2 separate regions of the Homo sapiens genome follow, and region 2 is linked to region 1. A link is an interaction called in ENCODE POLR2A ChIA-PET data of the cell type or tissue named here. Cell type or tissue: OCI-LY7. All regions are shown on one strand. Each heading gives the region's core, and the rest is flanking DNA. Links, peaks and the distances in the headings are about the cores only. Region 1 overlaps TNRC6B (trinucleotide repeat containing adaptor 6B). Region 2 overlaps GRAP2 (GRB2 related adaptor protein 2).

Region 1 (5,375 bases), core at 245-5,244:
CACCTCTCTGGGATAAAGAGAATGCAGGCCAGGCGCAGTGGCTCACGCCTGTAATCCCAGCACTTTGGGAGGCTGAGGTGGGTGGATCACGAGGTCAGCAGTTCAACACCAGCCTGGCCAAGATGGTAAAACCCAGTCTCTACTAAAAATACAAAAATGAACCGGACATGGTGACAGTTGCCTGTAATCCCAGCTACTCTGGAGGCTGAGGCAGAGAATTGCTTGAACCCAGGAAGCGGAGGTTGCAGTGAGCTGAGATTGCATCGCTGCACTCTAGCCTGGGTAACAGAGTGAGACTCTGTCTCAAAAAAAAAAAAAAAGAGAGAATGCAGATGTGAACACATGCATACTTGGTGACCTGCAAACTGCAGGCCTGCATCACCACTGTTGGAGACCTTGTACCCTTGCTTGTGGGATGCCCGCCTTGTGCCTTCCCCCCAACCCCCAGGCTGCTAGAGACCTCGCTTCCTTCCCCCACCTGAAAGGGTTTAACTATAAAACAGAGATAGAAATATCTGTGGTACAAGTTCACTACACAGATCAAGTAGTCAAGTGAGATGAGACAGACAGTGAGTAAGAAAAAGCTGTTGTCTCTCAGATTCTGTGGGAATATAGGCACAGATGATGCTCATCCTAACACCAGGCATTGGCCCCCTCACTGAGCAAGCCTGGTAATGTTATTTGTTCAACATGCAAAATTTGATCTTTAAAAAACAGCTTTGAAAGTAACATGGCTTGGACAGTCTTTTTCTTAAAATTGGTAAGGGAGTTTGTATATCAGTTTCTGCTTCTCTATTCATTGAAAACTGTTAACACTTTGGTAAAAATTATTTTCTTTACCATTTTATACGCACAGCTTTCAGTTGTTAACACTGGTGTAGAATCTAAACTCATTTACACTATTTAAGTTTGCCCCTTTGACTGCAGTGGAGACGGTGTTAGGGCTTAAATAAAGACTGGCTTCAGAAACTATTAACATATTGTTGGTAGCAAACATTCATTGATAACCGTCTTTCCTAGAACTTAATTAAATTGTAAGGAAAATATTCTTTACCTGTCACCTTAGTCCAGGAACCTGGAAATATGCTTGACCAGAGTTTCAAAACCTTGGAAATGACATTTGGGGCTGGGTAATTCTTTGTTGTGGGGGCCATCCAGTGCCTTGTAAGGTGTTTAGCAGCCTCCTAAGCCTTCTACCCACTAGATGCTATTAGCACCCTGCCACCTCAGTCATGACAAACAAATGTCTCTATATATTGTCAGATGTCTCCTGAAGGGCAGAATCATCCTTGCTGAAAACCACTGTCTTACACTCTTCTTTTTCACTTCCCTCCCACATTTAGTCAGTTACCAGCCCTTTTAATACTGCTTCCTGAATATCTTAGTGAGATTTCTTCTTCATCTTCTTCTTCTTTTTTGAGACAGGATCTTGCTTTGTCATCCAGGCTGGAGTGTAGTGGCATGCTCCTGGCTCACTGCAGCCTCAGCCTCCTACGTAGCTGGGACTACAGGTGTGTGCCGCCACGCCAGCTAATTTTTTTATTTTTTGTAGAAAGGAGGTCTTGCCATGTTGGCCAGGCTGGTCTCTAACTCCTGGACTCAAGCGATTCTCCACCTTGGCCTCCCAGAGTATTGGGATTACAGGCATGAGCCACCATGCCCGGCCTGTTCTTTTTTTTCTTTTATTCTCATCGTTCATGTGTTAGTTTGAGTGCTTTTCCCATGCCTGAACTATTCTAGTAGTTCAGGAACACCACCTGTATTGAGTAGCTGATACGTGGTGCTTTACGTATATCATTTGTCGTCCTTGCCACAAACTTACTGTGGCTCTCTGGGTTGTAAGCAACCTAAACCCAGCTCACACTTTTAAACCCAAAGAGGATCTTAGAGGCCTAAGTTACTAGGAAGCCTCGGACTCCTCCCTTCTCTATATTTTGCGGACGTGCTTGCATGTGCTTTGCTTCCTTGTCCTTAGAGCCAGCCGTCCCAGAACGGGACAGCAGAAGGGTGTCTCCAGGAGAACTCCGGCAGCAGTCCTTGGATGGGCCAGTTCTTCAACAAAACTGTTAGGGAGATATCTCCATTTTATATGTCAGGAAATTGAGGCTCTGGGAGGGGGAACCCTGTGCCCCAGGCTACATTGTGGCTAATGCTGGCAGACTGACTGCAAAGCCTGAACTCTTCGTATTACTGTGTGCTGCTTCCTAACTCCTCTTTCCTTTCGTCTGTCTCTTCTCCTGCTGGATAGTCTTTCTTATTTCAAATGTTCGCTTTTGCAATTACAAATGTGGTTGTCTAATTACTTTGCTTAGTAGGTGCCTTCCATGGTTCCTCACCAAGATGAAGTTCAAATTTAGCCTGAAAGACAAAGCCCTTTATATTTGACCTTGCTTATCTTGGAGTTATAGATTTATCTCCTCTCATTTACTTAGTTGTACTTAAGGCTTCAGCTACCCACTGCTTCACAACTTAATGCTTTTGCTTCTGCAGTTTCCTCAACATTGGGGAGTGGTCAAGATCACAGGCCCTAGGGAACAGACTTGGCTCTACCACCTACCACATCTGTGACCTTGGACCCTGTCAGACATGCCCTGCCCACTGCATCCCTTTAGCTGACGCCTGTTCAGGATGCAACGTGGCCCTCACTGGAAAGCCTAGCCTCTTAACCATTTCATTCTTAGCCTCTGTACATAGTGCTGTTAGCACTCTCCTTAGTGAGTATCCTTATTGCCAGGATTTATTATTTTTTAAATGCATACCTTTGGGAACAGATTAGTTTGGGATTTTTGTGGCCTTTGGGTATGGACACAGTTTAAGGTTGTGATCTCTTGTGTACTGAGTTTCTACATACTTCCAGCATGCATAGTGTCCTCTGTGGCTGGGCAGCTTTGCTCCTGCCTCTTGCCCTTCAACAGCTGGGTATTTCTTTTTTGTTTGTTTGTTTTTAATTATTTTTATTTTTATTTTTTATTTTTTGAGACACAGTCTCACTCTGTTGCCCAGGCTGGAGTGCAGTGGTGTGATCTCCTGGGTTCAAGCGATTCTCGTGCCTCAGCCTTCCGAGTACCTGGGATTAATAGGCACGTGCCACCACACCCAGCTAATTTTTGTATTTTTAGTAGAGACGGAGTTTCACCATGTTGGCCAGGCTGGTCTCAAACTCCTGACCTCAAGTGATCTGCCTGCCTCAGCCTCCCAAAGTGCTGGGATTACAGGCGTGAGCCACCGCCGCGCCTGGCCCTAATTTTTAAATTGAATTTCAGTTGCCACATGTGGCTAGTGGCTACCATATTAAACAGGCTAGGTCTCAACTGTTAGTGATAGCTTAACCTTCCTGTTAAATGAGATTTTATGTCTTCTCGTGTATAACTTCTGATATTCTCCTTCCTTTCTTTTATGGAAAACTTTTCTGTATTAAGACTTAAACTCCTGCCACACCTGGAGTAATAAACTTGTGGGAAAACTGAATAAAGTACTAATGCCACTGAACTGTACAGTTAAACACAGTTAAAATGGTAAGTTTTATGTTATATATATTTTACCATAATGGAAAGTCAAAGAGCACATGGTGAAGGGACACAAAGCCTGCAGTGAGAGGCCATCAGGGAGGCTTTCCCAGAGGAGGCGGCACCCTCAGTCTGAGAAGTATTGATACGAGCAGTGACCCCGGGAAAAGAGATGACAAGTGGGTTCTAACTTGGACCTGAAGGGGCTGGAGAACAAGTGGGGTCAGGCCCTGGTGTGGCAGACCGAGGAGATGAGACTTGGCCCATCCAGTCACGGGAAGCCACTGAGGGATTTTAAGCAAGCAAATGACAAGTTTGGATTCCATTTCAAGAAAGATCACTCTGGCTGCTCTGTAGAAAATGTATCAGAGGGTGGCAGAACTGCATCAAGGGAGACATAATCAGGCTAATAACAATCACAGTGATAATAATAGCAGCTAGCATCCCGTGGTGCAGTGGTTCAGGAGGAAATGATGAGTGCCTGGGAGGCTGCATAGAGTGCAGTGATCGCACAGCTAGTAAATGATGGGCTTTGGAAAGATGCCAAGATTTCTGCTTTTGGGGGAAGTCTTTACTCATTTTGCAGTGCACTACTGTATAGGAATAGCTAATCCAAAGTCAACTGATAACTCTTCAAATATGGAAAAAGAACTCGGGTTCATATGACAAATAATGAGAGAATAATATGTAAGCTCTCTTCCTTAAAAAAATAATGTAGACAGGTACCGAGGAGAAAGATGCCTGTGGCTATAAATAAAGGGGTAGCAGGCTGGGCACGGTGGCTCACGCTTGTAATCCCAGCACTTTGGGAGGCCAAGGCAGGCGGATCACGAGGTCAGGAGTTTGAAGCCAGCCTGGCCAACATGGTGAAACCCCATCTCTACTAAAAAATATAAAAACTAGCCGGGCGTGGTGGTGCGCACCTGTAGCCCCAGCTACTCGGGAGGCTGAGGCAGGAGAATCACTTGAACCCAGGGGGCAGAGGTTGCAGTGAGCAGAGATTGCACCACTGCACTCTGGCCTGGGGACTAGAGGGAGACTCCATCTCAAAAAATAAAACATTAAAAAAAAAAGGGTAACATGAGGGATCCTTGTGATGGAACCGTTCTCTCTCTTGACTGGGGTGTTGGTTATAAGTTGTATAGAACTAAATACACACATAAACGAGAGCCTGTCAAACTGGTGAAATCTGAATAAGGTTGGTAGATTTTATCAATGTCAGTTTCTTCGTTGGGATATTATAGTTATGTAAGATATTACCATTAGGGGAAACTGGGTAATGGGCATACAGAATCTCTGTGTGGTATTCCTTGCCTTCTTTCTTTCTGTGGTTTTTTTTTTTATTTTGGACAGAGTTTTTTGACAGAGTTTTGCTCTGTTGCCCAGGCTGGAGTGCAGTGGCATGATCATAGCTCACTTGAACTTCTGGGCTCAGATGATTTTCTGGTCTCAACCTCTTAAGTAGCTAGAACTACAGGCACACACCACCATGCCCAACTAATTATTTTTTATTTTTGTGGAGATAGAGTCTTGCTATATTGCCCAGATTGGTCTCAAACTCTTGGCCTCAAGCGATCCTCCCACCTTGGCCTCCCAAAGTGCTGAGATTACAGGCATGAACCACCACACCCAGCCTTGTGTTGTATTTCTTACAACTGCATGTGTATCTACAATTATCTCAAAAAGTTAAAAGCAAACAAAAAAATTGAATAAAGCAGGTCTCCCTTGGTGCTCCTAGTTTTCAATATTTTTTACTTACCCAGATGTTTCTTCTGTAATAATTTTCTGTGCAATGATTTGTTTTGATCAAGTTTGACACCTTACTAAAGAATACTTAGCTTTCTTTTTTTTTTAACCTTTTAACATCTT
Region 2 (5,375 bases), core at 236-5,235, 260 kb before region 1:
TCTTTGCAGAAAATGAGAATTTTTTTTAAAAAAAAACCTCACCTTCTATACATGGTAAAGAGCCTGCAAATTCACCTCTCTAGAAACACAGTGTTAGGCAGACCAAGCACCAGGTGGCGGAGAGAAATGGCTGGCATTGTGGGATAATCTTTCAGTTTCTAGAGGAGGTCTGAGGCATGATAACTAAAATTACAGAGCTGCTTTCAGGTCAGAAAATGAAGTACAAAGTGTGTGGTTTTTTTTTTTTTTTTTTTCTTTTTGAGACAGAGTCTTGCTCTGTTGCCCAGGCTGGAGTGCAATGGCGCAATCTCGGCTCACTGCAACCTCCGCCTCCTGGGTTCAAGCAATTCTCGTGGCTCAGCCTCCCAAGTAGCTGAGATTACAGGCATGCACCACCATGCCTGGCTAATTTTTGTCTTTATGGTAGAGATCAGGTTTTGCCATGTTGGCCAGGCTGGTCTCAAACTCCTGACCTTAGGTGATCCACCCGCCTCAGCCTCCCAAAGTGCTGGGATTATAAGCGTGAGCCATGGCACCCGGCCTCAACGTGTGGTTCTTACGGTGACAAGGTAGTTTCCAAATGGCCTCTTTTACCCCTTTCTGTGTGACATTTGCTACCCTGGCCAAACACCACATTCCCATGTGACGGGAGAAAGGAATTCCAATGCCATGAATTCAGAAGCGATGGATGGAGTGCAGTGTGCTCTTGTGTTTTTACGTGGCTACGAGGCGCTGCTGCTGGGTTTCCTAGTTCTTTTGACCTAGATTTTCTGCTTCCTCCCTTGCCCCCTCAGCACACACATACCCACATGTCCTTAGTGACACCAGCAGTCACATTTGATGTTAGAAACTATAAAGTTTTCTGTTCTCAGCAATCTCAAACTCAAATATGGGACACACTTTTATTCCTTCAGAATAAATGACTAAATTCAAAACATACACACATAATGCTTTAAAGAACGTATAAACCCTTCCATGTCCTATTCAGAGCTGGAGGCCTCCCTCATAAGAATACCACATTTGATGGAATTGTATTTTTTGAAAAGAGTCTACACTTTCTGAAGGACTTTCAGGTACCAGGGCTCATTTGATCCTCACATCAGCTCTGTGAGGTGCTAGGTGGCTATTATTATCTCCATTTTTCAAATGGCTGATTGACTTGGCCAAGATCACATATCTAGTGATGGAGCCAAGCTAGAAACCAGGTCTTCTCGTTCCCAACTCACAACACTGTCCCCTTCCTTCCACCTTGGAGTGATGTTAGAAATAGGTCATCATCTCCACTCAAGCACTTAGTTCTTTCCATTATCTTCCCATCTTCTTTTCTGGGAGAAAGAAGCCCAAGGGCCCTGTGACTTCAACTCCACCCACTTTCTGATGACTCTGAAACCCCAAGCCCCAACCTTAGCCTCTCTCCTGGGTCCAGACTGACATATCCAGCTGCTCCCTGAGCTTTTCTTCTTAGTTGAAGAATTCAACTCACAGTCACCCGCATGCAATCTGAAGCCCATGAGCCCTTTCTCAGCCCTGCCTCCTCTCATGTATCTTCTATTTCTGTAAAGCCGTCACCACCTACTCAGTCTCCCAAGCCAGAAATCCAGTGGCATCCCAGAGTCCTCCTCTCCCTTAGCTTCCAAGATTGGTCAAGAAATCCTGCCTGTTTGCTTCCTGAATTTCTCTAAAATATATCCTCACCTCCTCTTAGCCTAGGCCCTATCATCTCTTGACTGGAGGCCTGCGCTCATCTTCCTGCAGTTTTTCTGCCGACTTTAGCCTTGCAATCTATCTTCACATTCTGATCTCTGATACAGAGCTCTGTCGCTCTCTCGCTCTCTCTTAATTAGAGACAGAGTCTCTCTCTGTTGTCCAGGCTGTAGTACAGTGGTACAATCAGAGCTCACTACAGCCTTTAACTCCTGGGCTCACACCCTCCTCCCGCTTCAGCCTCCTGAGTAGCTGGGACTACAGGTGCGCTTCCACCACGCCTTGCTAAGTTTTATTTTTATTTTCATAGAGACAAGGTCTCGCTTTGTTGCCCAGGCTGGTCTCAAACTCCTGGGCTCAAGCGATCGTCCACTTGGGCCTCCCAAAGTGCTGGGATTACAGGCATGAGCCATCGCACCCAGCCAGAGCTCTTTCTGAACTCTAATTCTTACTGTTACTTCCCTGCTCAAAATCCTTTAAGGGCTCCCCCTACATTTCAAGATATTCACAGTCTACATTCCAGCCACCTGGAGGCATTTCATTCCCAGAACACACCACACCTCCTCAGAGCTGAAGGAGGAAGTCCATTGCCATCTGACTTGGCCTCAGTAACTCCTTTCGTTGCCAAGGCAAGTGGTCTCTCCTCTACATATGGATGCCTTTTCTATCTATTTCTGCTTTCTTCTTTATCATCACACTTCTATCAGTTAAGATATTTTCAGGAGCAAGAAACATAAACTAAAAATGGCTTAAACAATAACAAAGACTTGTAATTTCTCAAAGTCCAGAAGTAGGAAGGCTCCTGGGTATCATCTAATTCAGCGGTTCAGTGACATTATCAGAGTTCTTTCCATCTTTTGCTCTGCTATCCTTATTTAGAATTATTGTTCTAGTCTATATCAAAGACTTAAAAAAAATTTTTTTTTTGAGAGAGGCTTGCTCTGTTGCCCAGGCTGGAGTCCAGTGGCAAGATCACGGTTCACTGCAACCTTGCCTCCTGGGTTCAAGCAATTCTCCTGCCTCAGCCTCCCGAGTAGCTGGGATTACAGGCATGTGCCACCAGGCCCGGCTCCTTTTTGTATTTTTAGTAGAGATGGCATTTCACCATGATGGACAGGCTGGTCTCGAACTCCTGGCCTCAAGTGATCTATGTGCCTTGGCCTCTCAAAGTGCTGGGATTACAGGCGCGAGCCACCACACCTGGCCTCAGACTTTCAAAACATTCTCAGTGGCGGTGTCAAATATTTTGTCTTTTAATGGTGAATCTCATTTTTTGAGAAACCAGAAGCCACATACAGTCAAGTCTGGTGAGTAATATGAGTAACTGAGGTAGACAATAACATTTGGGGTCACAGTCAAAGTCAGGCCACAGAGTAACAAGACAGAACTTTTGGTTTTGTTTGGGATCTGGCTTTAAAAGCAAGTTTAGAAAAGGCATCCCAAGTATCTTGGGTTCCAGCCAAATATCTGTGAAATACACAGCATGTGAACACAAAGAGTTACTGTTTCCAAAGCTGGCCCCACTGGGATGTTTAAGTTTTAATCTGCCTGTTTAAAAAACAATAACAAATTGAATTTTTGAAAAGTTTCCTGGGCCTGGTGGCTCACGCCTGTAATCCCAGCACTTTGGGAGGCCAAGGCAGGTGGATCACTAGGTCAAAGGATCAAGACAGTCCCGGCCAATATGGTAAAACCCCGTCTCTCCTAAAAATATGAAAAATTAGCCAGGTGTAGTGGCGCATGCCTGTAATCCCAGCTACTCAGGAGGCTGAGGCAGGGGGATCGCTTGAACCCAGGAGGTGGAGGTTGCAGTGAGCTGAGATCCCGCCACTGCACTCCAGCCTGGCGACAGAGCAAGACTCTGTCTCAAAAAAACGAAAAACAACAACAAAAAAAAGAGAAAAGTTTCCTGGTTACCTGGAAGAGAAAAAAAAAAATACACCGTGGAGTAACCATTCTTCCTTCTCACCATCTGCTGAGATGAGGAACTTAAGGTGCTAACTGGGACAAATGAATTTCCAAAATAGAAAAAGGGATTCAGGGAAGTCCTTGAGTGCTGAATTTGGGAGGCCAAGCCACAGTGGGGTGACATGAGTGGACGGCACAAGTGGACAGAAATAACCTGGGGTCAGGAGAAGCTGACTCCAAAGGTAAACCCACGGCTCCTCCACAGGCCTGGGGTAAATCCTAGAACAGCTGTTGAGTTCTTTCAACTTATTAACATATTTTCCTCTAAGTCCAAAAGGGCCTTCTTTGCCTGGCAGCCCCTTTCTCTTGTTTTTTTGGTGTCCTCCCTCCAATGTCTTTGTCTTTCCTTTTCTTCCATGTAGATTTTAAGTAACCAAGAGGAGTGGTTTAAGGCGGAGCTTGGGAGCCAGGAAGGATATGTGCCCAAGAATTTCATAGACATCCAGTTTCCCAAGTAAGTATCTGCAGCCTGCTGAGATGGGCCTAGCCACACACACTCCTCTTACATTTCCAGCAGTCACTACAGTTATCCATGGGAACCCAAGACATTGTCAAAAATGGCTGCCTCTGGAGCTCTCTCCGGAGAGCCTCCAGAGCATGCAGCTGAAGGCCAGGGCAGGAGGGAGACTTTGCATTTCATTTCATTCCCTTTTGATGTTTACACCATGTGCATGTATTGCTATTTTAAGTTGTTCTTAACTTTTTTTTTTTTTTTTTGGGAGTTGGGGTCTCCCTCTGTCACCCAGGCTGGAGTGCGGTGACTCCATCACCACTCACTGCAGCCTAAAACTCCTGGGCTCAAGCCATCCTCTCACCTCAGCCTCCCAAGTAGCTGGGATTACAGGCACATGCCACCACGCCAGGCTAGTTTTTGTATTTTTAGTAGAGACAGGGTTTTACCATGTTGGCCAGGCTGGTCCCAAACTCCTGACCTCAAGTGATCTGCCGCCTCAGCCTCCCAAAGTGCTGGGATTACAGGCGTGAACCACCATGCCTGGCCTATTTTAAGTTTTGGGTTTTTTTGGGTTTTTTTATTCATGTGTTTATTTGTTTTGAGACAGAACCTTGCTCTGTTGCCCAGGCTGGAGTGCAGTGGCATGATCTCGGCTCATTGCAATTCTCCTGCCTCAGCCTCCCTAGTAGCTGGGATTACAGGTGCATGCCACCACACCCAGCTAACTTTTGTATTTTTAGTAGAGATGGGGTTTCACCATGATGGACAGGCTGGTCTCAAACTCTTGACCTCAGGTGATCCACCCGCCTCGGCCTCCCAAAGTGCTGGGATTACAGGTGTGAGCCACTGCACCCGGCCTATTTTAAGTTTTTATAAAATGAGTTTGTAAACTCAAATTATCTATAGTGATTTCAATCACGGCGTTCCCCAGAATTCCAAAGGGGACGCTATTGGCCACCCCACTTCGGGAGCTGCTCTCCTAAGCGCTTCTCTGTGACCTCCTAATCCTAACCATCCTCACCAGGCTCTCACCCTTCACTCAGTGGGTGGACAGACACTCCCTGCCTTCAGTAAAGCATGCTCACCCCAATGAGAGAAGTCAGCGGGGGGAAGGGGAAATTCTCTTCCTAAAGAGGAAATGAAAAATTGAGATTGGGCTTCGTTTGTCTCAAGAATTGACCACAAGGGTTAGATAGAAATCTAATCTTGCCTCAGAACCAGGGTCTAGCTCAAAGAGCAAAAGCTTGTT

What was found. ChIA-PET counts read pairs that join two places held together with the same protein. Peaks named below come from ENCODE experiments on the same cell type or tissue, not always from the same donor. Only the 100,000 strongest peaks of a DNase experiment are listed, where the experiment ranks them.
Region 2: POLR2A ChIA-PET joins it to region 1 with 12 read pairs; 3 of 35 experiments call an interaction of 5 or more read pairs at or near these places.

What each region holds. Positions count from the first base shown.
Region 1 is chr22:40,209,713-40,215,087 of GRCh38, forward strand. All of the region lies in intron 1 of TNRC6B (trinucleotide repeat containing adaptor 6B), which reads left to right. Among named protein-coding and RNA genes, the nearest start is that of TNRC6B, 34 kb to the left of the region's middle. RefSeq lists an enhancer at 1,468-1,567. In OCI-LY7, for the core only: a CTCF peak has its summit at 1,116; DNase peaks (open chromatin) are centred at 409 and 1,269; H3K4me3 peaks cover 2,310 bases; H3K27ac peaks cover 3,048 bases.
Region 2 is chr22:39,951,785-39,957,159 of GRCh38, forward strand. GRAP2 (GRB2 related adaptor protein 2) reads left to right here. Exons shown (of 8, transcript NM_004810.4): 3 at 4,035-4,126. Among named protein-coding and RNA genes, the nearest start is that of TMA7B, 5.9 kb to the right of the region's middle. RefSeq lists an enhancer at 1-36 and a silencer at 137-196. In OCI-LY7, for the core only: no CTCF peak of the experiment used is centred there; no DNase peak of the experiment used is centred there.